Linked DNA regions of Mus musculus: regions 2 and 3 are each linked to region 1. Evidence: chromatin loops called from intact Hi-C (ENCODE). Cell type or tissue: left cerebral cortex. All regions are shown on one strand. Each heading gives the region's core, and the rest is flanking DNA. Links, peaks and the distances in the headings are about the cores only.

The links. Peaks named below come from ENCODE experiments on the same cell type or tissue, not always from the same donor. Only the 100,000 strongest peaks of a DNase experiment are listed, where the experiment ranks them.
Region 2: it touches region 1 in a loop (4-fold over the local background); 6 of 42 quality-filtered maps call a loop at or near these places.
Region 3: a loop joins it to region 1, with 2.2 times the contacts of the local background. A loop is called at or near these places in 3 of 42 quality-filtered maps.

Annotation. Positions count from the first base shown.
Region 1 is chr7:55,891,017-55,901,011 of GRCm38, forward strand. It overlaps Cyfip1 (cytoplasmic FMR1 interacting protein 1), which reads left to right. Exons shown (of 31, transcript NM_011370.3): 12 at 973-1,095; 13 at 2,104-2,229; 14 at 3,965-4,131; 15 at 5,652-5,799; 16 at 7,222-7,375; 17 at 8,899-9,055; 18 at 9,488-9,584. Among named protein-coding and RNA genes, the nearest start is that of Cyfip1, 54 kb to the left of the region's middle. In left cerebral cortex, for the core only: a CTCF peak has its summit at 5,334; a DNase peak (open chromatin) is centred at 4,063; H3K27ac peaks cover 1,218 bases.
Region 2 is chr7:55,798,553-55,808,547 of GRCm38, forward strand. Tubgcp5 (tubulin, gamma complex associated protein 5) reads left to right here. Exons shown (of 23, transcript NM_146190.3): 4 at 280-376; 5 at 911-990; 6 at 2,077-2,212; 7 at 6,029-6,143; 8 at 6,743-6,832; 9 at 7,501-7,594; 10 at 8,031-8,277; 11 at 9,959-9,995. Among named protein-coding and RNA genes, the nearest start is that of Tubgcp5, 9.4 kb to the left of the region's middle. In left cerebral cortex, for the core only: no CTCF peak of the experiment used is centred there; no DNase peak of the experiment used is centred there.
Region 3 is chr7:55,837,616-55,847,610 of GRCm38, forward strand. Cyfip1 (cytoplasmic FMR1 interacting protein 1) reads left to right here and starts at 4,456. Exons shown (of 31, transcript NM_011370.3): 1 at 4,456-4,692. In left cerebral cortex, for the core only: a CTCF peak has its summit at 4,567; DNase peaks (open chromatin) are centred at 4,576 and 5,309; H3K4me3 peaks cover 2,602 bases; H3K27ac peaks cover 1,693 bases.

The sequences.
Region 1 (9,995 bases), core at 1,318-9,317:
TTTCTGCCTATCTCTTGACACACATACTGAGTAGTCAGGTGACAGGTCTAAGCAGGCTATCCCATGGTATAGTTATGTATCTGTAGGAGCATGGCTCTATAGACTTATATGCCTACCAAGTATCTGAGTCCAGAGGCAAATGCTGCTTGTAAAATGAAGTTTATTAGGGCAAGGCACAACCTGAAAAAGCAGTTTCTAGCATTGTGATGTGATTTAGATCAGACCACAGCCAGTTCTCAACAGGTTTGGATTTAAGTTATCCCCTGACTAATGTTGTTGAACATCTTTTCACATATTCATTGGGCGGTTATACATCTCTTTTATACAAAGGTCTATTCATGGGACTGAGCTTATAGCTCACACAAGAGTATCCAGCATGTGTGAGGTCCATCTCCAACACTGTGTAGTTAAAACAAAATAAGAACAACCAAAACTGAAAGGGATTATAGGCATGTGCCACCAGTGCCCAGTGTTCAGACTCCCTCCCTCCCTCCCTCTCTCCCTCCCTCCCTCCCTCCCTCCTTTCTTTCTTTCTTTCTATCTTTTTTTCTTTCTTTTTTTTCTTTCTATATGGGACTTTGAAATAGATTTCTAGAGTAGCATTTCTGGATGCTATATGAGCTTTCCTGGGGGAGATGAAACTACTGTCTATTCCAGATAGGGCACTGATGGCAAATCAAAGAAACAATTCTCTCCAAGTCTAGTTTCCCGAACTAAGAGTTTAACTGGGGTACTTGCAGTAACATGGATAGTTTTCAGATAGTTGCATACAACTGAACCGAGCAGCCATGAACTGCTTACACACTGAGGAGAGGAGCAGGCCCTCCAGTGACCTCTCCACACAGCCCTAATGAATGCTAACAGGTCTCCTGAGAGAGTTCAAGAGTTCTTCAGGAGGGCAAGCCACGGCAGTGAGACCGGAGGGAAGCTGGGTGGGGTTTCTTACTTAATGCCTTTGCCTCTGTGTCCTAGGTAGTCACAGGGTCTGGCCGGCAGGAAGCCCAGAAGACAGATGCTGAGTACCGGAAGCTCTTCGATCTGGCTCTGCAGGGCCTGCAGCTTCTGTCGCAGTGGAGCGCTCACGTGATGGAAGTGGTAGGCACAGCATTCGTCACGGGTGTGGGCATCGGAGTGACTGCAGTCACTCCTAGTTGCTTACAAGTGCTTTTACTCCAGACCTTGGCAATATCCTGTGAAGGGTTTCATCTTTTCAGATAGAACTAAAGCTATGGGGGTTGGAGGATAGCTTGCAGTGGCAAGACTGTTTACCAGCAATGCTTCTTTGGCCATCAGGCTCGGTGACAAGTGCCCTTACCATCTCTCCAGCTCCCATTCTTCTCCTTTGTCCAGCATCTCACCCTTTGGACTTGTAACCATTTGCATCTTTAAGGTTTAATAAAATGTTTTCGGTAACATATAAACATTCAACTATAAATTGCATACGTTTTTCCCTTTTAAAAAGTGTGTGTGTGTTTTGTGTTTTTTGTGTTTTTTTTTTTTTTTTTTTTTTGGCTGGGTTTTTTGTTGTTGTTGTTGTGGTGGTTTTTTTTTTTTTTTTTTTTTTTTTTTTTTTTTTTTGGTTTTTCGAGACAAGGTTTCCCTGTGTAGCCCTGGCTGTCCTGGAACTCACTCTGTAGACCAGGCTGGCCTCAAACTCAGAAATCCACCTGCCTCTGCCTCCCCAGTGCTGGGATTAAAGGCGTGCGCCACCATGCCCGACTACATGGTAAATTAAAAGGCAAATTTTTGTTTTAAATGCAAACAAGTTGTAAAGTTTTACTTGTTCAGCATACAGTAATTTGGATATTTTACCTGGGTTAGTTCTTAAGCTTGGTTTATATGACTGAGTGTTTGCTATTTTTTTGAGGTGGGGGGTGGGGAGGGGCGAGCGGGAGGGAGGGAGGGAGGGAGAGAGAGAGAGAGAAACAAAGAGAGAGAGGTTGGGATTGAGATTGATTCAGAAAGCAGTACAGGTTTTAAAGGTTCACTTCTTGGTGGACTCAGCCGTGCTATTATTGTCTGTCCAAAATCAAGTATTTTGTTTTCAGCATAGAATTAATCTCTCTCCCTCTCCCTCTCTCTCTCTCTCTCTGACTGCATTAGTATTCCTGGAAACTTGTACATCCAACAGACAAGTACTCCAACAAGGACTGCCCCGACAACGCTGAGGAGTACGAGCGAGCCACACGCTACAACTACACCACTGAGGAGAAGTTTGCCCTGGTGGAGGTGAGAAAGCTCTGCTTCCTGTTCTCCCTGCCGCTGACAGTGCTGCCTTCCAAAGGCAAAGGGAAAGCACGGGCAGACTGTCATGTGATGCCATTGCTTGTATGGTGGGCAGCCCCTGCGTCTGTCAGAGAGAAGAGTGGCTGCTAGCTTCTTAGGTATGTGTTGGCAGCCTGTCCAACGCAGGTAGCCAGCCCCTCAGTGAGAGCTTGTGAGTGGAGAGTAGTCTCTCAGAAGTGGGAAGACAGCCGATGGGTTGGGATTTGGTCTCTGCCCCATGGGAGGAGAGCCATACGACAGGCAGGCTTGGTTGTTTCCTAGTCATAATTAGTCTACTAATTCGTCGCTGGCACTTACCTGTGATGTCTTTGGAGAAGTTCAAAATCTTCACCTATTTTTAAAATTGATTATTGAATTGTAAGAGTTCTTTAGTTCCCTTTCTAGGTATTATTGTTAAGCTGCGCTTACATTTCTTTCACCACCTCATGTTGGTTATTCTGTGTTCTCTTTCTAGTTATTCCTAGACTGAGTTACCTAGTGATTGGCTTAGGATTGTTGCTTATGAGTTAATGAGGTAGCGCATTAGCTTAGTGACCACTGGGCAGAGCTTCCTCTTTTGAAGACTTATCATCGTCATCATCATCATCAATTATTATTAATTATTACCTACAGTAATAATAATAATTATTATTACCTACAGTAATGTCTACCTTTTTATTCTGAATCTGATCATCTATATCTTACGTCTTTTTCCTTGGCCAGTCCTGCTGGTCAGTATTTATTGTTTACGAAGCAACTTTTGTCTTTGTTGATCACTCATTGGACTTCTCTGTTGTTTTATTCATTTTTTTCTGTGTTGTAAAGATATAAACACACACACATAGTTCCATATTCCTTCCCATATACTTTTAGTGGTACACTTTGCTATTCTTTTTGTAAATTCATGATAATGATTGCATCACTATTACCTTTAAGCTTTGCATTTCTAATGTTCATATTCAGAGCTTGGCTTCACCTTTCAGCCTTCTTTTGCTTCTTTGAGTCCAAATACATAATGCCTTCATTTTTATGCAGGTATAGTTCCCATGTGCTCTTTAGTTTATTTTACTTATTTTATGTATACGGGTGTTGCCCATGGAGGCAAGAAGTGGTCACTGGACTTGGAATTGGAGTTATAGATGGTTGTGAGTCACTATATGAAGGTTGGGAATTGAACCCAGGTCCTCTGGAAAAGCATCCAGTGCTCTTAACTGCTGAGCCATGTCTCTAGCCTCTATCTCATGCACTTTTTTTAAAAAGTAAAAGTTTCTTCTGTTTTAAAAACAAACAGTTGACTTCATTTTTTTCTAGTATTTTTTCCACGTTTTAAGTCAATGTCCCATTGTTGTTTAACAAGTGGAATTTAATATGCAAACTCTTGCAACTCCTTTTCCTTTTCTGATTCCTTCCATATTTGCGTTTTGAATGTTTCCTCTGCATTTGAAGTCCATCACGGATGGGCATGGTGGCCAGGGTGTCCTTGAGTCAGGTGTACTCACGGTGAGAAGAGATGAGTTCAGTTGCTGGCAGGCACAGAGCACACCCGGTCCTCTGCTCTGGGGAAGGTGGCAATGGGACAAGGTAGCTTTGTAGTGGAAAGGAGGGAAATCAGGGAAAGGTCTGTGCGTGAGAAAGAGACCCAGGCAATGAAGGACTGTCCCCTGTCCCTGTCCAGCCACTGAAAGCTGTGTCCTTACAGGTGATTGCCATGATCAAAGGCCTGCAGGTGCTGATGGGCAGGATGGAGAGTGTGTTCAATCACGCCATCAGACACACGGTTTACGCTGCGCTTCAGGACTTCTCCCAGGTGACCCTCAGGGAACCACTGCGACAGGCCATCAAGAAGAAAAAGAACGTAATCCAGAGGTCAGCCTTCCAAGCCCCCCACCCCCTCACAGCCCCAAAGCAGTGGATGGAGCCTAGATTCAGACAGATGGAGTGTCATATTTTCATAAGTAGGCTCAGTACATTTATATTTAACTCCTAGTTATATTTTTTTTGATGATTATAGCTACATAGAATGTAGTGAGTTAGTTAATATCCTGAACAACAGTAGCTAGTTTACGACTGAAATCAAGGAGTTTGGCAATCCAGGAACAAGAGACGATTCCAGTCACCAGGTAGTCAGGGATACGAGGCCCCACATTCTTCTCCCCCCCCCCCCCACCACCAAATATATCATCTTTGGCAGGTTTCTTTTAGATTCTCCTACAAGTCTGGCAAAAACGACCTAGATATGGTAAAACTTAAGAGATCTTGAGAGTTTTAAATGTGAGCTTTTTATATAAGTTGACTTTCAAAGAAACATGTGTAAATGAAACCTACCAGAATTCAGGAATTTAGAGTGCTGGTTTTGCTTTATACTTGGTATGCTTATTACCTAAGATAATATTGGCTTGTAGCATAAGTAAAATTCCATACTGTGTGTACATTGTAATTCTCCAAAAGTCTGAGAGAGAGAGAGAGAGGGAGAGAGAGAGCTCTTACATGTATGTACATTTACATGTGTTGTGTGGTGTTAAGGATGAGCATGGATCCTTGTACATACTAAACATACTTTACTACTGGATCTTATAAACCCAAAACTCTGTAATGACAGTATAATGCCATAGTAGACAATTGCATCCTATATTAGATAATTTTATATGCAAAATTATTTAATCCATCTGGATATATATATATAAACTATCCTTTTTAGACTTGTGTCTTGTCCCCTGAAAAAATTTACTTATATTCAAATATTCATAGCCTCAAACAGATATGAAATCTGAAACCCTCCTCGTCGCAGCCTTTCACTTTTCGTTGGAGGCATATTGGATATAGAAGTCCTTGCCCGTGATGAAAAGCAGACCTGTTCCACTAGGCAGAGTCTATAGAATGCATACTGTACTTTGCATGTTATTTACCATGTTCCCCAAGAGGTTCCAGAGTCCCCATGAGATGTCTCAAGTCCTTGGGTGGTGCTCCTTTAATAGCGCCTGTTAGCAGTGGGGTTATATTTCTAGTGAGCCAAGGCACGTGTCCAGTCCCCCTGAGTTGTGTGATGGCTTCCCATTCCTCATACAAAATGATGGGCCACAGCCAGGGGGAGCTCTGCTGACTGGGTGGGCTTTCGAGAGTTCTATTCTCTCTGCCCTCGCTTGGCCACCTGACCTTCTCATGAAGTTAAACCTTGCTTCCTGACTAATTGGTGCAAACTACAGCTGAGATAACACTTTTGGGGATAATAGTAGCACTAAAGGATGCCCTCTGCTTTTGTAACTTTCATACGAACTACACCCTTAGCTTGTCTCAGCCTGAAGGATTTTTGCTGTGCGTTGCCTGTTCGGTGAGGAGATGCTGTGATTGTAGCCATCCGTGTCTGATGACTTTATGGGGTTGTTCAGTGTCCTACAGGCCATCAGGAAGACTGTGTGTGACTGGGAGACTGGGCATGAGCCCTTTAACGACCCAGCTCTGCGGGGAGAGAAGGACCCTAAGAGTGGCTTTGACATCAAGGTGCCACGCCGTGCTGTGGGACCCTCCAGCACGCAGGTTCTCGTCATCTTTATCCTAGAACTGGGCTAAGGGCGGGGTGGGGGGCAGATGAGGCAGGGCTGAAATGGTGGTTGCTGGATCTGCCAGGCACTCCCGTTCTGCCTGAGGCTTTTCTTCTCTTCTCCTGTACCCTGCCCAACTCAATTTGAAACCTTACCTGAGACTGTCCTGTGAGTATCCGGTTGGTTCATTTAACTGCAGAAGTCATTTGACAACAATTCTACCTCTGTCTATGAAATATATGCCTACATTTTTCCTATCTATGCTGTTTCCTTTTTGCTTTTTGGAGACAGGGTCTGATATAACCTAGGCTAGCCTCCAGTTTCTGATCCTATGACCTCTGCCTCCGCCTCTTGAGTGCTGGGATTATAGCATGCTCCTCCATGCTCAGCACCCCTTTTGTATTTTTAAAGGCAGGGTCTTACAGCCTTGGCTGGCCTGGTACTCACTGTACATAGCTCAGGGTTAGCTTCGGCCTCAGCGGTCCTCTGTTTTAGCCTCCTAGCCCTGCAGGCATGTGCCGGCACGTCTGTGTTTCCCTTTCAATGTTTAAATGTATGACTGTAATTTTCACGTCGGATCTATAAATCGAGCGCTCCTAAAAAATGAACTGTTGCTTTCCTACGTCGTGGTCTGAAGCCACCATTTCTGCTTTCTCTTCCGACGTGTGTCGGCCTTCCTCGGGGTGCTTCCCACTGACTCACACTTGGTTTATATGCTCCTCCGCTTTGGGAACCTGTCTTCCTTACACGTCTCTCTCAGAGGCCTCATACTCTCTATCCCTCCTGTAGAAAGGTACTAGCAAAGCCCATGGCTGGGTCTCTATGGAACCCTCTGAAGATCAGGAGGAAGGCTTTTGGCCATTCTTGGGGTCTGTGTGAGGCATATCACTGCCCTCCGCTCTTCCATTCCATTTGCCTGTCCCTGTGTCCCCCCGACTCAGACCTGTGCATCATGTGACTAACGGCTCTCTCCCGCTTCTCCTTCCCTGTCTGTCTATGTCTAGCTCTACCTGGTGCGCACTATGGCTGAGTCCTTGAGCTCTGCCGAGCTGCTGAGGCAGCTCAAGTCTCTGGGCATGGAAAGGCTCTTGCATGTGGTAAACGCGTTTCTGAGGCAGTCGTACACCTATCCACCTCTTTTAACCTTTGGTGGTAAGACATCGTTTGTTTTTCTTGTTGATGCTTATGGCACGGAGGCGAGCTGCTCCTCTACACATAGCTCATCCTAAGAGGCAGCGTCTTGGCTATGTGGATCCCCAGGCCCTCTGGACAGCCTGTCTGTGTCAGGCTGATTGTGGGCGTGGGACTTAGTCAGGGTGTAGTGGAGCAGTTCTTCTTCTATAGATTTTCCCATTTGATGTGACTAATGTACCATTTATATTTTTTTCCCCTACAAATATCTCCTTGGATAATACAGCTTTACATGGTGAGAACTATGCTAGAGTCCCTCATTGCAGACAAAAGTGGTTCCAAGAAAACCTTGAGAAGTAGCCTTGAGGGGCCCACCATATTGGACATAGAAAAATTTCATCGAGAATCATTCTTCTACACTCACTTGATAAATTTCAGTGGTAAGAGACAGTGCTGAGCAGAATATCCGGCCTGGCATGCTCTAACCCTGCTAACACCACCCGGGACGCTTCTGCTTACCTCACCATTCTCCTACCCATCTCTTCACGCACCCACATGGTGCCACGTCCTAACCTTTGTGGTGGTGGCCAGACATCCTGGAGATGCCCTCCCCCCCCAGTCCCTTGCCATCCTTGGCCTCTGCCATGGTCTCTGTAGGACATGGCCCTTAACAGGACAGGGACAGTAGGGTTTTGGTTGGCCCTGTCATGTGAACACAAAATCAGGGTCACAAAACAGGGAAATGGAACCTCTTACCTGGATCAAAGTCCAGGCATTGATGCGTAGAAGACACGGCCCCGCTGTTCCCCACCGCCCAGGTAGCAAAAGTGCCCTGAGACACACTAGCCACCATTTTGGTGACACCAGCCACTTTGACCTGGCACTGGTGGGTGCTTTCTACCCTCTGTGTCTGCCTGTGGCCTCATCCAGCTGTTCATGTCTTCTGCTTAGAGCAGGAGGTCAGGCCTTGCGGTGTTGCAGGCCGTGAAGTAAATAATAACACTGTTGTTGTTAGCTCTGAGAACATACAGTAAATCCTGATAGTTTAATTCCATTTTTAGTTTTGTATTGGTTAAACCATTCCTGAATGTGCACATAATCCTAGGACTGGTGTTTGCCCTACATAAAGGGAAGGACGGGTTGAATATCCCTCATCTGAAATGTATGGGACCAGAAATGCTTCAGATCATGAGTCTAGGGGGCGGGCAGCAGGTAGCTAACTATATATAATGACAAATTTGGGGGATGGGATCCAAGTCTAAACACACTGATATTGGTTCACCTCGTGCGCATAGTGTGAGGATTGAGCAGTCATGTTGCATACCCTCATTTCTGTCAAGTGCAGTTGCTGCCTCGTGCCGCTACACTCGTCTCCACCTGTGTCCGCATCCAAGCACACTGTTGCACACTTCCTCAGAGTTGTGACCCTGTCACTGGGACACTGCATTACCATACCATACTCTGTGTGTGTGCATTTGGAGCTCAGCTCAGCACGTGAGACAGGCTATGTAATGTTCCACTTAGGACATCACGTGAGACGGGCTGTGTGATGTTCCACTTAGGACGTCACGTCGCACCTCAGCATTTTGAGATTTGGGAGCATCTGAGATTTCTTTCTGGTTTTCCGATTAGGGATGTTAAACCTGTGGTCCTATTTCCACATCTCCTTTTCAAAAAGTTGTCGCCCCTGTTCCTGCCAAGAAGGGCTCCTAAGATCTCTGATGGCAGGGTGACACTAGCTGCTCAGAAGGTGTAGGGTCCTGACCTATACTTATAGCATACCCGTGTTCGTCTTGTCCCTCATGTGAAGTGTCCAGTGACCCCTTCCTGCTTGCATCCATGCTGCATGGCTGGGAGCTAAGCATAGAGGAGTCACATCCCGTGTGCAACACCTCTTGTTTCCTCTGTATTGAATCTCTTCCTGCTCATGAACGATAACCTATTGTCGTTTGAACCCTTCAAGAAACACTGCAGCAGTGCTGTGACCTTTCCCAGCTGTGGTTCCGAGAGTTCTTCCTGGAGCTGACCATGGGCAGGAGGATCCAGTTCCCCATTGAGATGTCTATGCCCTGGATTCTGACTGACCACATCCTAGAGACCAAGGAGGCATCAATGATGGAGTGAGTGTCCTCCCTCTGAGGCCTTGGCACACATGCATGTACCTTCACACATTCATTCAGAATTAAAATAGAAAAAAAACAAAAACAAAAACACAAAGCAAAACTCTTACTACTGATATTGATAAAACACTTTAAACCACAACATGGAGAAGGTAAAGTCATGGACGCCTTTGTCTGGGTAGCTTTTGTGTGTCCTTCATACAGGAGCAGGCACCTGGTGTTCTTTATTCTGGTGGTATGTTGTAAACCTATGTCATTCATCTTTGTACAGGAACACCATTTACCATGGGAAGTAAGGAATTGGTTTTTTTTCATATGACAGTTAAGTGGTTTTCTTCATTTGACAGCTAAATTTCTCCAGAGTAGGCAGCTGTGAGGGCCACAAGTCCTTGGCTTCACTGGCTGGGAAGTGACTGATCTCCCCCTCTGCAGGTACGTCCTCTACTCCTTGGACCTGTACAACGACAGTGCCCACTATGCGCTCACCAAGTTCAACAAGCAGTTTCTCTATGATGAGATTGAGGCAGAGGTAAGGGACCAGCTTTAGCTCCTTTTATTAAATACCTTGTCTTAGTTAGGGTTTTACTGCTGTGAACAGATACCATGACCAAGGCAAGTCTTATAAAAAACAACATTTAATTGGGGCTGGCTTACAGGTTCAGAGGTTCAGTCCATTATCATCAAGGTGGGAGCATGGCAGTATCCAGGCTGTCATGGTGCAGGCAGAACTGACAGTTCTACATCTTCATCCAAAGCTGCTAGTGGAAGACTGACTTCCAGGCACCTAGGGTGAGAGTATTAAGCCCTCATCCACACTGACACACCTATTCCAACCAGGTCACACCTATTCCAACAAGGCCACACCTCCAAATGGTGCCACTCCCTGGTCCAAGAATATACAAACCATCACATACCTTTTACATTTTAACTTATTTTTCTG
Region 2 (9,995 bases), core at 657-8,656, 93 kb before region 1:
TATTACAGTTCCTATAGAAATAAAATCTTTAACCCAGTCAAATGTCTTACACTTGTTAGAACTAGGGAACCAAACCTCATGTGACTTAGACTCCTTTTATGTAAACGTTTGAGTTATGGAAGAAGTTTAGAGAATACAATTTACCTTATGATAACTCATGTTTCCTAAAATGAGCAGGTGTGTAAACAAGTGTTGTGTAGCTCTTTCATTACTCAGTCTGGCTTCAGAAGCACTTACCAACCTCCGGCTGATTCGCCTGTCTCTCTTTTTATTTTAAAGACAGATGCACATTATTCCATACTGTCACTCCTTCTGTGTCTGTCTGATTCTCCTTCAAACAGCAATTATGTGGAAACACCGAGAGAGAAAGAAGTGGGTATGTTACCAGATACAAATTTATTTTATTACGTATACTCATCGGGATTTTTATTAAAAGCTAAAAATCACAGCCAAGGCTATACAGAGAAAGAAATTATTTCTTTTGCTTAGGATGAACGCAAAATTTCATTTAAAATATAAGCTCTGGCTTTTTGAGTTCAGACTTTTATTTTACAAAGAGAAAACTCAACACTTGAAGGTGAAGTAATTCAAATGGTTAAGACTGTTTCATGTAGCCCAGGCTGGCTTCACACTATGTAGGTGAGGATGACCTTGAACTACCTTAAGGTCGAGGATTACAAGTGTGAGCCACTTTGCCCAGCTGTCCTTCAGCTCCATACATGCTAGGTCGACATCAGCTACTTCCTAGTCCCGAGTGTCTCAATATTTTCAAATTTAGTTCCTTGAATGTATTTTTAATTTTATGTGGGTTTTCTTTTTACTTGTAGTTTTATGGGTTTTAGCGTTGTTGAGGTTTTTTTTTTCTCCCAGATATTTATGATAAAACTGAGGTTCCTTTGTTAAATTGTAGAAAAGAAGGATGATTTTGACTGGGGGAAGTACCTGATGGAAGGTGAAGAAATTGGCCTTGGTCCAAATATTGATACGCCGGTAAGTGGCTTTTGTTTTGCTGATGTAAATATAAGTACTTGCCCACGTGGCAGCAATAGTTCTAGTGCAGCCTTCTGCCATAGCACATGCTATTTAACAGGAAATCTCTTCACTAAGCCAGTGAGTCTGGCTCCTCTGCATGCTGAGAAGACGCTCCTGCAGGTTGTCCTCTGATCTACACATGTGAGCCATGATGAGCATACACACTCTAAGTAAAATGCAAAATATTAACATTTTAGCGATGTGGATTATGGAAGGTTTATTAATATTCTGGGCTAAGTCAGTGTATGTCAACATTATTTACATATTTAATAATAGATTATAATTATTTGGTGTTGTTTTAAACAGAAGTAAAAGGAGAAAATTTTCAAATTACAATATCCTTTCCCAAAATAATTATTTTTAAGTAGGTCAGTGCAATAAATGTACTAAGTGATTAATTATATTTAGTTCCTATTGTACTTTTAGTCAAGGAAATTGAAAAGCATGTGTTATTCTCAGTCACTGCTTCAAAGCAGTAACACGTGTGGGATTCTTTTGAAATTCATTCGTGGCTCTTGCTGCTTTCATTCACAGACATTTGAACTCACATATTGACCACAAAAAGTAAATCTGGCTGAGTTGAAACTAGAAACAAATTAGCTTTCACTAGCTCTTCATGACTCATAGAAACTTCTGTCTGCACTCTGCCCTTCCTCGTCACCTCAGTCTTTATCTACACTACTCCCATGCTTGTAGACATCATAGACTAAGATCTTCAGTTTTGTGTGTGTGTGGGGGGCTGGTTTCAAGACAGGGTTTCTCTGTATTGCCCTGGCTGTCCTGGAACTCACTTTGTAGACCAGGCTGGCCTTGAACTAAGAAACCCGCCTGCCTCTGCCTCCCAAGTGCTGGGATTAAAGGCGTGCACCACCACGCCCGGCAGGCCTGTGATTTTTATCACCTCAAATCAGACTATCACCATTATGAAAACTTATGAGATGAAGGCGGCTTTTGCTTCTCTTCAGAAATGTTCTACATTTTTAAGCCTAAGTCACTCCAATTGTTACAGTCTCAAGTGTAAGATCTTTTTTCTCCTTAAATCAGAATTGGTCTGAAGACAGTGATGATGAAGATGCACAGCAGCCCTTGAGCAGAGAAGACTCTGGGATACAGGTAGACAGGACCCCATTAGAAGAGCAAGACCACAACAGAAAAGGGGGGCCTCAAGTCTGCTGGGAAGGTATTATACATGGTTCAGTGCTGGTGATTTCTCACAGGAGGTCTCGGGTGACAGGCTGATGACTGATGGCATTGATGACACTATCGCTGAGCTCTGACATTTCCAGTACAGTGCTTCTCAGCACTCCTAATGCTGCAGCCCTTTCAGGAAGTTCCTCAGGCCTTGGTGACCCACAGCCATGACACTGTTTCCTTGTTACTTCAGAACTGTAATTTGCTACTGTTGTGAACCATAATAGAAGTACCTGCTGTTCAAAGTATCTTCTGTTACCCACAGGTTGAGAGCCACTGTGCTAATTGATCTTGAGTGTGCACCTAAGAAGTAGCTCTATAACTCTTATCCCTCTGTCAGCTCAAAAAGGAAACATAGCACTAATAGTCTAATAGTTTTAGTACTATTTTATTTGTAGTGGGGCTGCTATGTTACTGTTTATACCATGTACAAGCCTGGTGCCCACAGAGGTAGAAGAGGGCATCAAATCCCCTAGAACTGCAGTTACAGATGGTTGTGAGCCACCATTTATATGGCGCACACTTGGGCTCTCTTCAAGAACATCCAGTGTTGTTAACCATTAAGCCATCCCTCCAGCCCTAGAATGTAGTTTTTCAGTAGTAGTTCTGATAACTTGGTCCTAAATGCATTCTTTGTTGTTATAAAAGGGTTAACCTTTCTGAAGTTAGTAAAGGAAGAAAGTTTACTGTAAAGTTTGTTTTTTACTTGAATGCTTATCTTTTCATCTGTCAGTGAGCAACTAGGATTGGTAGAAATTTTAGAAAATACTAGATTAAGATAAAGAAATCCTATTATACATATTTTGTCCACTGTTATTTCTGAATGCCAGTCTTAATACCCCTTTCCTGTTTTAAACAACTGTTCTAATTTATTTGCTGTCTATATGTCAGTCATTGTTCTGCATTGCAAACATTTAGCCTATTGGTATGTTAAATTACATAACTGGCATTTATATGTAAATCTTGTTTGCTTACCTTTCCTTAGATCTGCTAAGATCTGTCCATATTAGCGTGGGAACGTCTCTTCCTTAGTTCTTAAACTGTCTGAAGTTTGCAGTTTGTATTTCCAACACACTTTCCCTTGATGATAGGCCCCAAGTTACCTCTTCTCCCCAAGTTCCCAGCTCCATCTGCTCTTGTGTGAGAATTCGGCTTTGATATTAAGTTCCTGCCTCCATAATCTCCTAAGTATTCAATTAGGTCTAGGGAATTGTCTGTTTGCACTTAGCTGACAACTTGTTTTTTAAAGACTTCACATAGTTGTTGACTTGATTCTTCTGTGTATTCCTTGATAATTGCCATCATTTACTTGTTCCAGTGGAGTTTGGGTTGTTTCTAGACAGGGTCTCTTTGAGTCCCTTCTCTTCCCTCTGACTCCCGAGTGCTGTGATTATAGAAGTGTACCATCATGCCCCACGTCATTTGGTTTTGTATCTATTGCCTTCTCTGCTACATTTCTTTGCTGATGTTAGTTCTCAAGTTAAACATTTTGCAGATAGCTTTAATCATCTTGCTTAAATCAAAAATAATCTCTGTTCCTCATATTTTTCAATCAAACCAGTGAATTTTAGCCACTGAAGAAGTGGCTGAGCACTTAAGAGAGCATGCTGCTCTCCCAGGACCAGGGATCGGTTCTCAGCTTCCAGGTGAGCTGCTCAGAACCGCCTGTAATCCAACTCCATGGGATCCAGCATCCTCTTCTAACTTCTCCGCGCACTGCAGGCATACGCATACATTCACACACTCGCAAACTGTTACATAAAGAAACATTTAAAATCTTTAAACAAAACAATTTTTCAGGTGGTCAATGTTTGGTCTTGAAATTTTTGCTTAAAACCAACATTTTCCTGTATTTTTGTGAGGGCTTGTTTTATTATTGTTGCATTTGGGGAGGATTTATTTTCCTTTTTTTTAGGGTATTAAAATAATTGTATCTTTTACCCCTTTTCTTTCTCCAAGCCCTCTCAAATGCCTCCTCCTTTTGTTCTCTTTTAAATTCATGGCTTTTTTGTTATCTCATACTTGAATACAAACTACTTAGACTAAATGCTAATTTGTATGTATGTTTTCAGGGCTGACCATTTACATTTGGTATTGGACCACCAATTGGTGTGTTCTGTCCTGAGGAAGGCTCCCCCGTCCCCAAGCTCTCCGCATTCCTTGGTGGCTTGTAGTTCTTTGTGTAGGGTTGAGATCTCATGAACTTTCTCAGATGCACATTAACTTGTCTGTTGTTGTTGACCTTGTTCAGGTTATGTTCAGGCAGCCATGTTGGTGAGACTTTCTGAGGGGATTTACTGACATTCCTAGGATGCAGAACCGCAAAGCAAACTCCCTGTTTTTCTACAGTCTTTCTGCTTCCTCTTCTGCAGTGGTCTCTGAGCCTTAGATGCAGGAGTCTTGAAGATGCATCAGTTGGGACCGGGCTCTACAAATCTGCATTTTGGTTGGATGTCTTTTTCTATAGTTGTCTTCATCCGTTGCAAAGAGAGTTTTCCTTAATGAGAGATGAAGACTACACTTTCCTGACTAGACTCTGGATAGGATCACATTTGAATCATTAGATGTCTCCAGAGTCTGCTTTTTATATACCATGAGACTAAAGACTAGCAACATCATTGTTTGATGGTTTTATCTTGATTATGCATCAGGTTCTCCTTTGTACTTTATTACAGATCTTCTGCCACTTTAGTGTTTGTCTACCCAGGGACAGACTTGGTGTTTTGTAGCTTGTGGTTTTCTGTCTTAATGTAGAGAATACATATTCTATCCTTCACTGCTTTTCAAAATTGCCTTATCTCTTTGTGAACCTGTACTCTATGGACATTTTAGAAGCAGTGAGACAAATAATTCCAGCTGGATTTTTAGTTAGGGTTTTAGAAAATGTATAGATTTAACTTGGGGAAGCTGACAATACCTCCATTTTTCTCTAATCATCTTATATTCTGTTAGACTTTTCTTGGAAGTAAACATACTCTGCCACTGAGCCACCCCATCCTCTTAAGATTTGTGAGGTCTTTATTGGCCATGTTCTCTTTTATATTCTCAAGTATTCATCTAGTGCTTTCTGTGTCTCTTAGCAATTTTTTTGTTTTGTTTTTTGCTTTTTGTTTTTGTTTTTGTTTTTTTGAGACAGGGTTTCTCTGTGTAGCCCTGGCTGTCCTGGAACTCACTCTGTAGACTAGGCTGGCCTCGAACTCAGAAATCCACCTGCCTCTGCCTCCCAAGTGCTGGGATTAAAGGCCTGTGCCACAATGCCCGGCCCGCCTGTTAGCATTTTTTATTGTTGTGGATCTTGAGCAATTTGTTTTACTTTGATTACGTAGGTATAGAAGAACACTGTTGGTTTCTGTGGTTTGTCTGTGTTGGACATTCTTGGTGAATCTTCCTTGTAAATTTGGTAGTTTGTTGGGTTTTTGGGGGCTTTTTAATTTGTGGGCAGTAACAGTTTTATCCCCTCCTAATTCTTTTGGGTTTTCAAGACAAGGGTTCTCTGTGTAGTCTTGGCTACCCTAGAACTAACTAGACTAGACTTGGCGTAAACTCAGAGATCTGCTTCTGCCTCTCGAGTGCTGGCATTAAAGGCATGCACTGCACCACCTGGTCCTTCTAATTCTTAAACCTTCTATCTTTGTGACAACATGAGTAAATCTAGATCAGCCTTCTCACAGACTACACTGTGGCCATGGGAGAGCCCTCATAGACAGAGTTTCATCCCTAGGGAGCTACACTTTTGGTCAGGAGGAGGTGAAAGTACCTAGTCACTGTAAAAATTGATTGATATGTATTCCACTTTTTGTGGCAGATGAGCCAGATAGCCGGAGCTGGCTGGAACAGCATGTAGTTCATCAGTACTGGACAACCAGGCGCTTCCGAATTCCACACAGTGCACATCTGCACTCCAATTTAGCTGCTGTCTGGTAAGCTAAACTTCTTGTTTAATATAATGACAGAACAAACTTTGATGGTTAAAAATACAACTTTGATTTGTGATTTAAATCAAGTCTGGAATTGTAAACTTGTTAGTTTTAAACAAGTGTAGTGGAATGTATGCAAGAGTGCACATAACATCATGGTGGTAATGAATTGAAGGTCTCAGACACATTAGACAGCACTGTTTTGCTGACCTAAGTCTTACCTCCCTTGAGTAATTTCTAATTAATTTTAATATCATGAAATTACTAACGGTACTATGTTTATCTTCATTTTAAGTAGATTGGTGTATGCTAGCCTGTATCTAATTTCCATTTGAGTGCACTTACTATAAAATTACACTAATTTTTTTAAAAAAATTGCATAGTTTTAAGCAGTTGATTGAATGACAAAACACAATTGTAATTGCTCTGAACATGCTTCACTAAAAAGATTCCAGTGAATCTGAAAAACGAATATAGAGTGAACTTAAGGCATTTATTGTGTTTATTTGTTCATTGCTGAGTATAAAGTTGCATATAGTCATTGAGACGAGTAATTTTACTTAAAACTTTTCTGTTGACCTTTGATGTTTGCTCTTTAATAGGGATCAACACCTGTACAGCAGTGACCCTCTGTACGTGCCAGATGACAGGGTGGTGGTTACTGAGACACAGGTCATTCGGGAGACCCTGTGGTAAGATGCATCAGCCTGGGAGGCTGTACTAGTGACAAGTAAAATTGTTTTCTTCTGTGTTTAAGGCATAGACTCAAGATGTTCATTCTACTTGGAGGCTAGCAACAGGCCTTAGGGATGAATTTCAGACTTTAGGTTTCACTGTGAAGCATGTGTAATTTTGATAAATTCTTTCCCGTTTTAAATAATTTGGGATCGAGTTAGACCATCATTTTTGAATATCTGAATTTAAAGCAAGGTTTGCTGTTGACTCTTTCACTTGAAATGTGTCTGTGAGAGTTGTCTATGCTTGTACCCAACACTGTGAGTCTACTGCAGCCTCTGATGAGGTCTAGATGGTACTAATATTCGATCAAGATTCTTACAGTTTTAAACATGCAGGGGTATCTTTGTATCTTAAGGAATTTAGCGGCTGTGTCTTTCTGTGTGTGTGTCTGTCTGTGTGTCTCGGGGCGGGGGTGGTGGGGTGATTGAACTTATAAATGATGGTGAGATAAATATCTTGAGTCTTAATCCTGTGAAGTTTGACACTCTTCCCATTTTCGTGCAATTGACCCATTTTGCCCCCCAATTCTGAATTTTCAAAATAAAATTCTCAACTATACTTTAATGATTATTTTAGTAGACTTCAAGCATATTGATCTTGATCTTTTTTTATTTCATTTCAGGTTACTTTCAGGGGTGAAAAAGATGTTTATATTTCAGTTGATAGATGGGAAGGTAACTGTGAGAAACAATATTATTGTAACTCACTTGACACATGTAAGTATCTGTTGTTGCTTAAAAATTAAATTTAAAATTAAGCAGTCTTTTAAATGGTGGTGATATGCCTTTAGGGCATTTTACATTATCAAATTTATTGAATAAATTTTAAAGCTCTACAAAGCAAAATTAAGTTGTGCTTACTGGGCTTAGCCAATTCTTAAATATTTGTGACATTTAATTTTTATTTAATTTTTTTTCTTATATTCTATATCGAGAAAGCTGGATACTGTAATGATTTTTTTTTCTGTACTTTATGTGTGTTTTTAAAAAGTATAAGCCGTAATTCTGTAGTGTGTATGAACTGATTGTTCACTGTTTCTTTTAAATATGAACTAAACTCATTATGTTCCTTTGTCATGTATCACACAGTTTCTTTACAATTGAACCTGTGTAGAAGGCAGCTTTGAATACTTACACTTGACTTGTGTTATAGAGCTGTTTACGATCTGTGCTGGAACAAATAGCAGCGTATGGCCAGGTTGTGTTTCGGCTCCAGGAGTTCATTGATGAAGTCATGGGGCACAGCTCTGAAAGTCTACCACCGGGAAATGGCCCCATACCTAAGAAGCAACCTGACGCTCCCTTTAGAACCTACCAGGCCTTCATGTGGGCCCTCTACAAATACTTCATTAACTTCAAGGAAGAGCTTACAGACATTGAGAAGTGTGTTATCAGTAGTGGTAGGTCATCTTCTTCTTTTTTATTAATTCATAAAGCCACCTAACTCACTTGGAATATTTTTAAAGTTATTCAGTTATTGATAAAACATTTAAAAATTACATGGCAAATAAGTAATTCTTATAAATATATTCATTTTTAAAGTGATTTTAGGCCTGGAGAGATAGCACAACAGATAAAGACACTTGCCACCCAGCCTTACAGCCTGAGTTTAATCTGCAGGACTAGCATAATAGAGGGGAAAACCAGTTCTTTCAAGTTTTCCTCTACCTCCACATGTGCACTGTGGCACACACACATCTACCTCCCCCCGGCCCCAATACACACATGCATGTGCGCGCGCACACACAAATACGTAAATGAAATAAAAATGTTAAATAATTTTGAAGCTACCTTACATTTTATTTTTAAGACATTTGTCTCTAAAAACCCAAAATTACTGAAGAGCTTACAGTGATCATTTTTCTTGTTCCAGTTCCCCTGCCAGACAGGCAGCTTCTGCACATGCTTTTAGAGAGAGCTCCCTCGTTCCCTTCTACAGAAAACTGTTTGTTCATACCACACCCCAGTTCTCCGTGCTGGACACTGGGACTGCGCCCACTCTACGGTTGGCAGGACCTGCAGTGGTTACCTCTTAGACATTGCAGCAGTTACACACATGCACAGTGGAGCTGATACATCAAAGACTTTATGTAATAACATGTGACTTTTGCTAGATTTTTCTTTATTTCTCTACAAGAAAATATAGGGAAGTTTATACTCTTGCCGGCAGGGTCTTGTTATATATTACTAAACTTTTGTTCTTTACAAATATGACAGGTGTAAAATGTTCAACGAGTATGTGGTTTTTTTTTGTTTTTCCACCTGTAATTTTCTGTTTTGTTAATTAATTTTGTTTAATTAAGGACAGAGTAGCACAAAGAGTGCCCATGTTTGCTTGTCTCCATAATTATAACATAGAGTCAGCTAGGAGACTGCCATGTCACTGCGGCGCATTAGCCGGACTACAGGTCCAGCAGTGGGGGCGGCATAGCGCCCTTGCAGTCTGCCACTTTAGCACATGTATAGAACTGTACAGTGCCTTGATGTTCAGGGTAAGGAGCTGTGTCAGTGCCATCTGAGAACTTGGTTGAGCCACCTCTTTGTAGCTTTACCGTGTGTAGCTTTAGTTTATGTTCTTTACATGAAGTTCAGTGCCCTTTGTAATAACATTAAAGACCATTTGTCTTTCTTTTCTGATTTATGTCTTCCCATATACATTATTTTTGTCTGAGTTACCTTTTTCTCTCTGACTTATGGAAATTCCTTCTTTAAGGAAGATATGATATTAAAGATAATGGTATTAAGATATGATATTAAGGGGCTGGAGAGATTGCTCAGAGTTTAAGAGCATTGGCTGCTCTTCCAGAGGTCTTGAGTTCAATTCCCAGCAACTGCATGGTGGCTCATAACCATCTATGAGATCTGGTGCCCTCTTCTGATCTACAGGCATCCATACAGGCAAACCACTGCATACATAATAAATAAATCTTTAAAAAACAAGAGAAGATATTAAAACTTACCACCCTCCATCTGGCTGTGCCTTTCCATATGTCAAAGAAAAGGCATTATTAGCATCAGTATTATATGTTGGTCACAGATGTCTTTTCTTGCTATTCAGTTTGATTTGTTGATACTTAACAGATACAACCATAACACTTGCAATAGTGGTGAACAAGTT
Region 3 (9,995 bases), core at 791-8,790, 54 kb before region 1:
GGATTTCCTCATCCCTTGGGGCAACCAAACCCTGGGGGCTAGTATTTAGCAGCACAATATATAGCAACAGCCCACCCTCCACGCACCAATATTTTTTTCCTTTGGTGGGATGGATCTTGAATTTCTTCCTTTTCCGTGATGTTTCATGTACCCAACTGCAATTGTGGTTTGAAATACAAGACAGGCTTGTAGTTGTAGAGGGGATACTGTCCATCACTGTGGTAGCATGCTAGCAAGAGCCATGAGGCTGTCCAGACAGTCAGGGAGCAGAGGAAAAACATGAAGTGAGATCAGGTATAACCACAGAGCCCACCCCCAGGGACACATTTCTTCTAGCAAGGCTACACCTCGTAATGATTCTGTGGAGTCTACAGTGTAGACTCTTGTGCGTGTGCTTTTGAAGCAGTATCATCTAGAGGCTCCACTGTGCAAACACACAAGCCTGCATAGGCTCCCTATCTGGGATGAGTAGATGTAGGTTGCATCTTCTCAGGAAGAGTCCATCACGTAATATTTGGCTATTCTTCCCCAGATTTCTATAGGCATTCGTCTCAGACTGTAAAGATTTTGAAGAAATAAACTGCCATTGCTGGTTTTTGTATACACGGGCCCAACTTTAATTACTCAGGACTTCCTCTGCTCCTTACACCTAAGTAGCCTCTTGTCTATTAATTTGATTTGAATTATTAATACCATCCTGTAGACTCCTTACATAGCTTGTGTAAGAATTGCTGAAGCCGAGGTGAAGATGGTAAGCAGTGTGACTGCCTTTGTTTGCTTTCTCTGATCAATGCCATGATCACAGGCAACCAGGGGAGGAAAGGGTTTATTTGGCTTTCATGTCATAGCCCATCGAGAGAAGTGAAGGCAGGAATCTGGTGTCAGGAACTGAACCAGAGACTGGATAACTCCACTTACTGACTTGCTCCTCATGGCTTGTTTAGCTTGCTGTTTCACTGCACCCAGGACCACCTGTCTAGAGGGGAGCCATCATAATGGTTGGGCCTCCCCCATCAATCACTAATCAAAAGAATAACCCCATGGACTTGCCTACAGGCAATCTGATAGAGGTGCTTTCTCAATAACGTTCCCTCTTTCCAGATTACCCTCGCTTGTGTCAAGTTGACCAAAGAATAAATATAACCAGGACAAAGACCTCTAAACCAAATGTGTAGTCTGGAATTACAGACAATGGGTTGCTTCAGGGTATATTAAGAGGAGATACAGTTGATACCTGACGTTACAGATGGCTGACACATCCAGAGCTACCTTCTTTACACTGCTGGTTTGGACAAAGCAGGTTCATTTGGTTTCTATAGTACAACACTTTATGCCCAGTTCTGCAGGATTGCAGGTAATTATTTGAGACATTCTGATTACTTGTGGGTCATTACAGGGTTCATGTCCATTTACTAGATCACTGGTTATAATGGGACAGAAACTGCTACATTGACCTTGGTCTCATGGAGAATTTAACCAAAGGTGGATCAGAAATACTGCTGATTGACTGTGAGTTCCTACTCCTCCCTTAGTGGATGTGGCAATGACCCTTTGGGTCCCTCCATTTCAGTATGGGCTCTGGATGCACCTATATTGCCTGAAAATTGAAGATGTGAACATTCCATTCACTAATTTAATCAAGTTATTAATTGATATTTACACTACATATCAACACGTGGAATACCTTACGTTCAATCCATATTTTCTTGTACAATGTATATATATGTATATAGGTATATGCAAATGTATACATATACATACACACATATATAAATATATATTTGCTTATATATTTGTATATAATACATATATATTTGCTTTAATTTGTTTTATATATACAATATATATATGCTTTAATTTGTTTGGTTTTTTCCGAGACAGGGATTCTCTGTGTAACTGACATGGCTGTCCTAGAACTCATTCTGTAGGCCAGGCTGGCCTCGAACTCAAGAGATCTGCCTGCCTCTGCCTAGCAAGTGCTGGGATTAAAGGCGTGTGCCATCACTGCCTAGCTATAAATATATTTGTATTCTTCACTAAGACAGGAGAAAGGGAGGGAGATAGTGTTGCACTTGCCATAAATCATGGGAACAGCTGTGACAATCTCTAGTCAGTTTACATAATTTCAAACCCATTTCCAGTTACAAGCAAAGAGTTCTTTAAAATATACTTGTGCATTTCACCTGTGGGTGTGTGGGACTTCACCTTTAGTATGTTCTCATATCTGCTGGCATTGAAACACACTGGTGGGTTTTCTACTAATTATATTTTGAAGAATTATTTTCCCCACAAAAGAGCTTTTATTTTCTCTCAGCACAAAAAAAATTTAAATCTCGTGTGTATTCAATAATAAATAGGTCAATTTTAACCTTCATTTCCACTTGAAAAATTCCATTTCATTTAAAAGTTCTTAATTTTTTAAAAAAAGATTTGTTTATTTTTACTTATTTATTTACACTGTAACTGTCTTCAGACACTCATCAGAAGAGTGCATCGGATCCCACTACAGCCACCACCTGGTTGCTGGGAATTGAACTCAGGACCTCTGGAAGAGCAACCGCTGAGCCATCTCTCCAGCCCTCACAAATGGTTTTTATTTTTATTTTTTTTAGTATAAAAAAAGTTGCATTGATGAAATATTGTAAAAACAAATCAATCTGTTTTTCCTCCCAGCCCCTGCTCCCAGAATGATCACTGTGAGACTAACAACTTTTTAATAAATGCCTAGGCCACGAGCATTGGCTCAGTCCCTGACTAGATTGTAACTTATCTAACCCTTTAAACTATTCTATGTCTCACACACTGTTAGTTACCTCTCCTCCAGTCCCAGCCTGCTTCTTCCTTTGTGTCTCCTCAGCTTCTCTCCCTCAGAGACTTGCTTGAATCCTTCACAGTCCCTCCCTATGGGTTCCTTTTATATTCTCACTATTTCCCAGAATCTCCTCTCTTCTTGCCAGTGTCCCATCTCCTATTTGCTGCCTCAGCTCATTGGGCATAGGCATTTTTAGTGACAGGTGACACTGAGATTCTCTCTACAGCATATAATGATATAATTCAAATTGCTTGTCGGATAGTTAAATGCCAGTATTGAATCTTAATCTCTAGATTACAGTTCTGTGGAAGCAGGGGAACATTGTCAAGCATGCGTTTTGTATTTTTGCTGCGCCAAGGAATCAACATGTTACATTTGTATTATCATTATAGTTTAGGTTTTGTAATTTTTATTATACTCTTGTTATGCATATGTAGAGAAGCTACAAGGATTATACTTTTGAATAAGTTTAACATCTCACATTTTGTGGTAAACCTAAGATGGTGAAAACACTGATGTGTGTCTGTTGTAAATACAATTACACGAGTTTTATTTTTCTGATATTAAAAGTTACTTAGTAAAGATTTATTTCTGTTAAGTTGGGGAAAACAAACTGGTGTGGGAGTTAGGCATGTTGGTGAATGCCTGTGATTTCAGCACTTGAGGGATGGAGACATGATCTGGTGTTCAAGGCTAGCCTGGGTTACATTAGTTACTGTCAGACCCCAACGACAAACAAAATGTCCAAATTCTTAGCAGTAAGGAGGGGCGTCCGGAGTGAAGAAGGGTAGGAAGTTTGGAGCTATTCTACTAAGTTCAGCATTAAGATGTATGTTAACTAACTTTTCCCTTCCTTTTCTGCGGGTTTAGGGAGGGCAAATTCAAGTCAGGTTTTCTGTTGTCAGCCATTCCTAGGAGTCTGAACTTGAGTTTGCCAGTCCTCAGAAGGCAGATGAGATGGTAGCACTGTTACTTTAGGGGCCAGAATGGGTTCTTCCTTGGGTCTGGAGCATTTTACATGCCGCTCCAGCCTTGCACCCACCATTTAATACATACATGCGCCCCTTCTCTGTCATGGTTGTACCTTCTGTATCTCTTTTGAAGTTCAACCAGAGGCAGGACAGGAGGCAGTGAAAATTTGGGGGACATGCGGAGGAAGATAAGCCCATCACTCATGGATTTACTGAGGCTTCTCACCATCACTGAGGACAAGTTATAGGAAAACGAATGTTGAATTCCTATGGCCCATGTATGGGCTCACTGGCCCACACCCAATTGCTGGGGGATCCAACGCCCTTTTTGGACCTTTGCGGGCACCAGGCACTCTCGTGGTGCATAGACACACAAGCAAGCCAAACATTCATACACATAATGAATTCCTTTTTTTTAAATTTTTTTTAAAGTATCTTTAGTAAAACTTCCAGCTCTATGCTGGCTAGTCCTGGAATTCTTTCCTCATTTGGCCTTAGCTTCAACAGAGGTCCCCCAAATCAGGGAAAACTCTTGAGGCTGGTGAGCATGGCAGTGTGGCGCTGAGTCTTCATCCTCTCCCAGCCGGCTTGACGGGTGGAGCCCACCAAGCAAATCCCGGCTTCCTTTGCTGCGGTGACCTGAGCAGCAAGCGGCAGGCGGGGCTACGGTACGGGAGACTTGGGGAGACTTGGGGGCCGACCGGGCTGGCCTAGAGGAGCCGGACCCAAGGCAGCCAGCGGGAGGAGGGAGGAGCGCCGGGAGGAAGAGGCCGAGCCGAGCAGCGCCGCCCCGGAGGAAGGGGAGGAGGCCGGGTGTTTCCTGGTGCATTCCCGACCCGCCCAAGTGACTCATTGGGGTAGGAAAGCTCCCGGGGCCCGCCCTGGACAACCGAAGGCGGCGCAGACCAGGTAAGGGCGGTCGCCTGGCCTCGGGGTCCTTGCTCCACTGTAGTCCGGTGGGGCGAGCCTGCAGACGGCCTCGGCGCAGCCTCCGGGACCGCACGGCCTCCCGGGATTGCCTCCTGGGCTCTCGAGTCTCCCGGTCTCTGCACGGCAGCTCCGGAGCCCGGGACTCCCGGCCCAGCTCGGCGGCTCCAGGGCTCCCTCCCCGGAATCACATTCCAGAATCCCCCGGCCACGGGCTTCCCAGTGCAGATTCCCTGTTCCCTCCGCGCTGCACAACTTGCACTCCGGTGGCCCGGCTCCCGCGTCCCGGACCCCCGCGTCCCCGAACCCCCGCCCCGACTCACCCTGGATACTAGGATCCCAGATCTCGCGCTTCCGGCACGAGGTTTAGCTCCAAAGAGGAAGAGACAACGTTAATATTTAGTATTTTACTATTGAAAAGTAAGGAGCGACGAATAGTTTATGTTGCACTAAAGTGGCAAAACAACCCCGAGTCCACCATGGTTCTGCCTTCAGAGGAAAGGAAGGAGAGTGTGGTCTAGGGAAGCCGTCCTCAGATTCTTGGAGAGAGGCATTTTGGGCTTTGTTAAGGAAACGGGATTGTTCAGGAGCAGTAGTGCGCCGCCGCACATTCGTAACGAATTTTGTACTTTAAGCCTAAAGCATCTGCGTAATTTGTAACATTTCGTGAGTGTGAGAAAAGAAGGAAGAGATATGCAACTGGGGATCGGTGAGGGCGAGGCAGAGGGAAGCATCGGGCAATCCGTGTGTTGCATGGGGGAGCCCAGAGATTTCTCTTGGTTGTCGGCTAACAGATCGCTTAGTTGAGTCGTGTTTGAAGCACCGCTGGTACTGGGGTACTCCTACAGGTACTGATACTGAGATCAGCGCTTGCCAAGGTGGGGGTATTGATCCTAGACCCTGGCCAAGTTCACTGGCTGGAAGTTGAAGCACGCGAGACCGGTGGTATACCTGAATACCAGCCTTCCCCTAGTTCTGAGTATGTTAGTGGTTCTTATTAAAAAGCCTACAAGCACATAGCCTGAAAGAATTAATTCAGTTTTTAAATACATGTAAGTTACTGCAGACATGCATTGTAAGAATTCAGTAGGAATGTTGCGGGGAATACTTCTCTTTCCCTCTTCCCCTAACAGCATCTTCCCTGTAACCTTGATAAAATGCTGCAGTTGAAAAGTCTCTCTAAGAAAATACATCCTCTAAGTATTTGTGTATTTGAGGAAGTATGTATTAAGGTTTTTTTAAAGAATAAACACTGTATGTGTGTGTTTGTGGTATGTGTGTTTTTAGATGTGGGTGCACAGGTGTGTGAATGTGTTTGTATGTGCATGTAGAGGCCCGAGGCTGATTTGGCGTTTTCCACCTTATTCTTTGATACAAGGTCTCTCAGCTGAACTTAGAGTTCACTGATTGGACTAGTCTTGCTCGCCAGTTTGTTTCGGAGGTCCCCTGTCTCCGCCTTGGAAGCAATGGGACTTGAGGGAGGTTGCCATGCCCATTGTCGTTTATGTGGGTTCTGAGATCTGAAATCCTGTACGGCTATCCACTGAGCCATCTCCCTGGCACTTAAGCGTGTTTTTAACTTTACATATAGTAATATTCATGCTTTGGAGTGTTGACTGCCACTGTAATTAAGATGCCAAACTGGTTCCTATCACCTCAAGATTTTCTTTCCTGTGTCCCTTGTAGTGAGGTCTTTCATACCATCAACTCTTGGCAACTGCTGATCTTTTCATAGTGCTATTTTGCTTTCTCCAGAAAGTCCTGTGGCAATCTTGGAGTCTGCATTTAAGATGGTTCTATGTTCTCAGTAATAAGTATGGGGGTGTTGGGGAGGGGGTGGCTATATTTAAGGCCGTCCAAGGTGTTTTACCAGCCAAACACCATTAAAGTGAAAAATTAATGATTTTATATATATATATATATATATATATATATATATATAATATTATTTGGTTACAAAAACACTAGTCAAATATGTCTGTAAGAAGTAAAGTCAGTGCTTTGAAAAGTAGAGCCTTGGGAAGGTGGGGTGGCATGCAGGGAGTATAGGTGCATACAGTGGGTATAGGTGGCACACAGTGAGCATAGGTGGCACACAGCAGGTATAGGTGACACACAGTAGGTATAGGTGACAGACAGGTCTGACAACTTGAGTTACAACCCACAGTGGAAGGAAAGGACTAACTCCTGAAAATTGTCCTCTGACGTCCACAAGGACACAGTGATTTGTGCCGAAATACTTACTCTCTCTCCCTATGAACACACTCCATACACAAATAATAAATAAGTGTTTTTTTTTAAAAAATGTAGTTCTGGATACAACCTGGAAGACTAAAACGTTCTTTCTTCTCTCTTTCCCTTTATCTTACCATTTCAAAAAAAAGCAAATTTAAATATGTATTTGACAAGTGTGTGGTTGTTGTGGCCTGCATGAGTTTGTGTGCATCACATTCATCAGAAGTCTGTAGAGACTAGAAGACGCCATTGGATCTCTTGGACCAGGAGATATAGGCTATTGTGAGCTTCCATGTGGGTGCTGGGAACTCAGCATAGGTTCTCCTGAAAAGCTCCTAATTGAAGAGCCATCTTTACCCCTCCTGAGTTTTGAGACAGGGTTTCATTCCATGGCCCAGACAGCCTTGAATTCATGGTGCCTCTACATTAGCCTTTTTGTGTGTAGGGAGGGGAAGGGGCTTGAGGTTGGGTCTCCCGAAGTCCTGGTGGGCTTGAACCCCTGATTCTCCTGCCTCCACCTTCTGAGTGCTAAGACTGGAGGTGTGGATACCACCACCTTTCCTGTCTATCTCAGCTCCTTGAGTGCTGACATTACAGAAATAAGATACAACCTAGCCTGAAATAGTACTTTTAAAGGTGAGAAAATTTACAAACACCACCTCAACAATTTTTTAAATAGTTCAGAAGTATATACAACTGTATGTGTACTGAAGCATTCTGCCCCGACTTTAGCCTCTTTTGTTTGAATCGGAGTTTCTGTAACACCGATTGCATTCCAAGTGTTATATATTTTCACTTATTGATGCTCAGCTGGAATTCCTTAAATGTTTCTATTTACAGAGAGTTCAATAATTCTTGTTTTGTTTTTTTTGTTGTTGTTGTTTTGTTTTTTGGTTTTTCGAGACAGGGTTTCTCTGTGTAGCCCTGGCTGGCCTTGAACTCAGAAATCTGCCTGCCTCTGCCTCCCGAATGCTGGGATCAAAGGCGTGCGCCACCACACCCGGCTGAGTTCAATAATTCTTTCTATTGATTGTATAATACAGTCATGTGTTGCTCAAACTATAGTGATATATGCTAAAGTATATCTGCACAATTCTATCCCTGCATCAGAGTTTAATTAGACAAATGAAAATAGGTACAGATGTTAATTACATCATACAGTTCTAGGAGTGCTGTGATAACTGACCAAAACATTGATAGGCAGTGTACAACTGTCGTCTTTAGTGTGGGTGTGTTATAATGTATTTGATCGGTCTTCTGGGTATTTTTCTGACACGAGTGTCCGTGCACCACATGTGCACCTGGTGCCAGAAGATGACATTAAATGCCCTGGACTGGAGTTGTAGATGATAATGAGCTGCCATGAGGGTGTTTGGAATTGAACCAGGGTCCTCTGCAGCAAGTGTTCTTAACCACCGAGCCATCTCTTCAGCGCCTGATATTGTGCTTTAACATTTATCAACACTCCAGTTGATCTTGTGTCAGTATCCTTGAGTACATGCTCAAGGACATCACTCTGAAGGTGACTCACCGTTGTATTGGTGTGAAGAGACGCTTGGGCAAAGGCAACTCTTATAAAGGAAAACATTGAATTGAGGGCTTGCTTACAAGTGTCAGAGATTTTAGTTCATTCTCATGGCAGGAGTATTGTGGTAGGCATGGCACTGGAGCAGTAGCTGAGAGCTACATCCTGATCCAGAGAGATGGAGAGGGGGAGGGAGAGAGAGGAGAGAGGCCTGGCATAGGCTTTTGAAATCTCAAAAGCCCCTGTGACACATTTCCTCCAGCAATGTGGCACTTCCTAATCCTTCAAATACAGCACTTCTCAGCCTGTACATTGAGGTTCCTTTGGGGACTGAACGAGCCTTTCACAAAGGTTGCCTAAGACCATTGGAAATATTTCCATTGTGATTCTTTTTTTTTTTTGGTTTTTTGAGACAGGGTTTCTCTGTATAGCCCTGGCTATCCTGGAACTCACTCTGTAGACCAGGCTGGCCTCGAACTCAGAAATCCGCCTGCCTCTGCCTCCAAGTGCTGGGACTAAAGGCTTGCGACACCACGCCCAGTTCTCCATTGTGATTCTTAACAGTAGCAAAAATTACAGCTGGGGGTCAGCCCAGCATGAGGAACTTTATTAAAGGGTGGCAGCATTAGGAAGGTTGAGAACCACTGTTCTAATCCTTCTCAAGTACTGCCACTGTCAGACGAGGGAGCTCAAATAGATGAGCCTCTGGGGACCATTCCAGTTCAAACCACCAGGGAAGGGAAATTGTGCTCACGTTCTTAAGACATCCCATGTTTCGTGCATCTTTGTAAGCCAGTGCTCCCTTTCTGGCAAAGGTGCAGATTGTGAATAGTCTCCGTTCTGTGGGCCTTGTTTATGTGCTGTAGCATTAGAGCCTCGTGGAAAATGAGTGGGTGTGGCTGTCTGCCAGGGAAATTCTTTATGTAAAAAGACAACGTCCTGTAGTTTGCTGACTTCTCAGTTCACGTATTATTTGCCCAGTCCTTGAAATAGATGCAGCTGTTATTTACCACACTTGGTGGGTGGGTGAAGCATGGACAGATGAAATAGTCCAAGATTAGATGGAAAGCCAGGTGTTGAGTTCAATCATTAGGTCCTTAAATTTGCCAGTTTAAAAAAATTAGAAGAAAAGGTACAAAATACTGTCCTCTAAATGTTGGACCCTCAGTCATCTGTTGAATCAGTATTACAGCAGGGTACCTTCCTGGCTTTAGCTAACCTCTCAGTCCCCATCACCCTCAGTGTCTGTCTCAAACAAGGTTTTTGATCTGTTTCACTTAGTAGCAACTGCTAGGGATAAATTAGGGTTCCATTCTTCTAGAATATATACAGGTTATAAAAAAAGAGTTATTAGATTGGTTTACGATTTAGGAGCCAGATAGTTCAGTAATAATTGTTTGCATGCTATTTTCTTTTATAATGTTTTACATCGTGCAACTTTGTTGAGAATTCTTTTAATAACTGCTTTACACAAGCAAGGATTTTTCTCCTTGTCACCTGTAGCTGCATGTGTTGACTGGGTTGT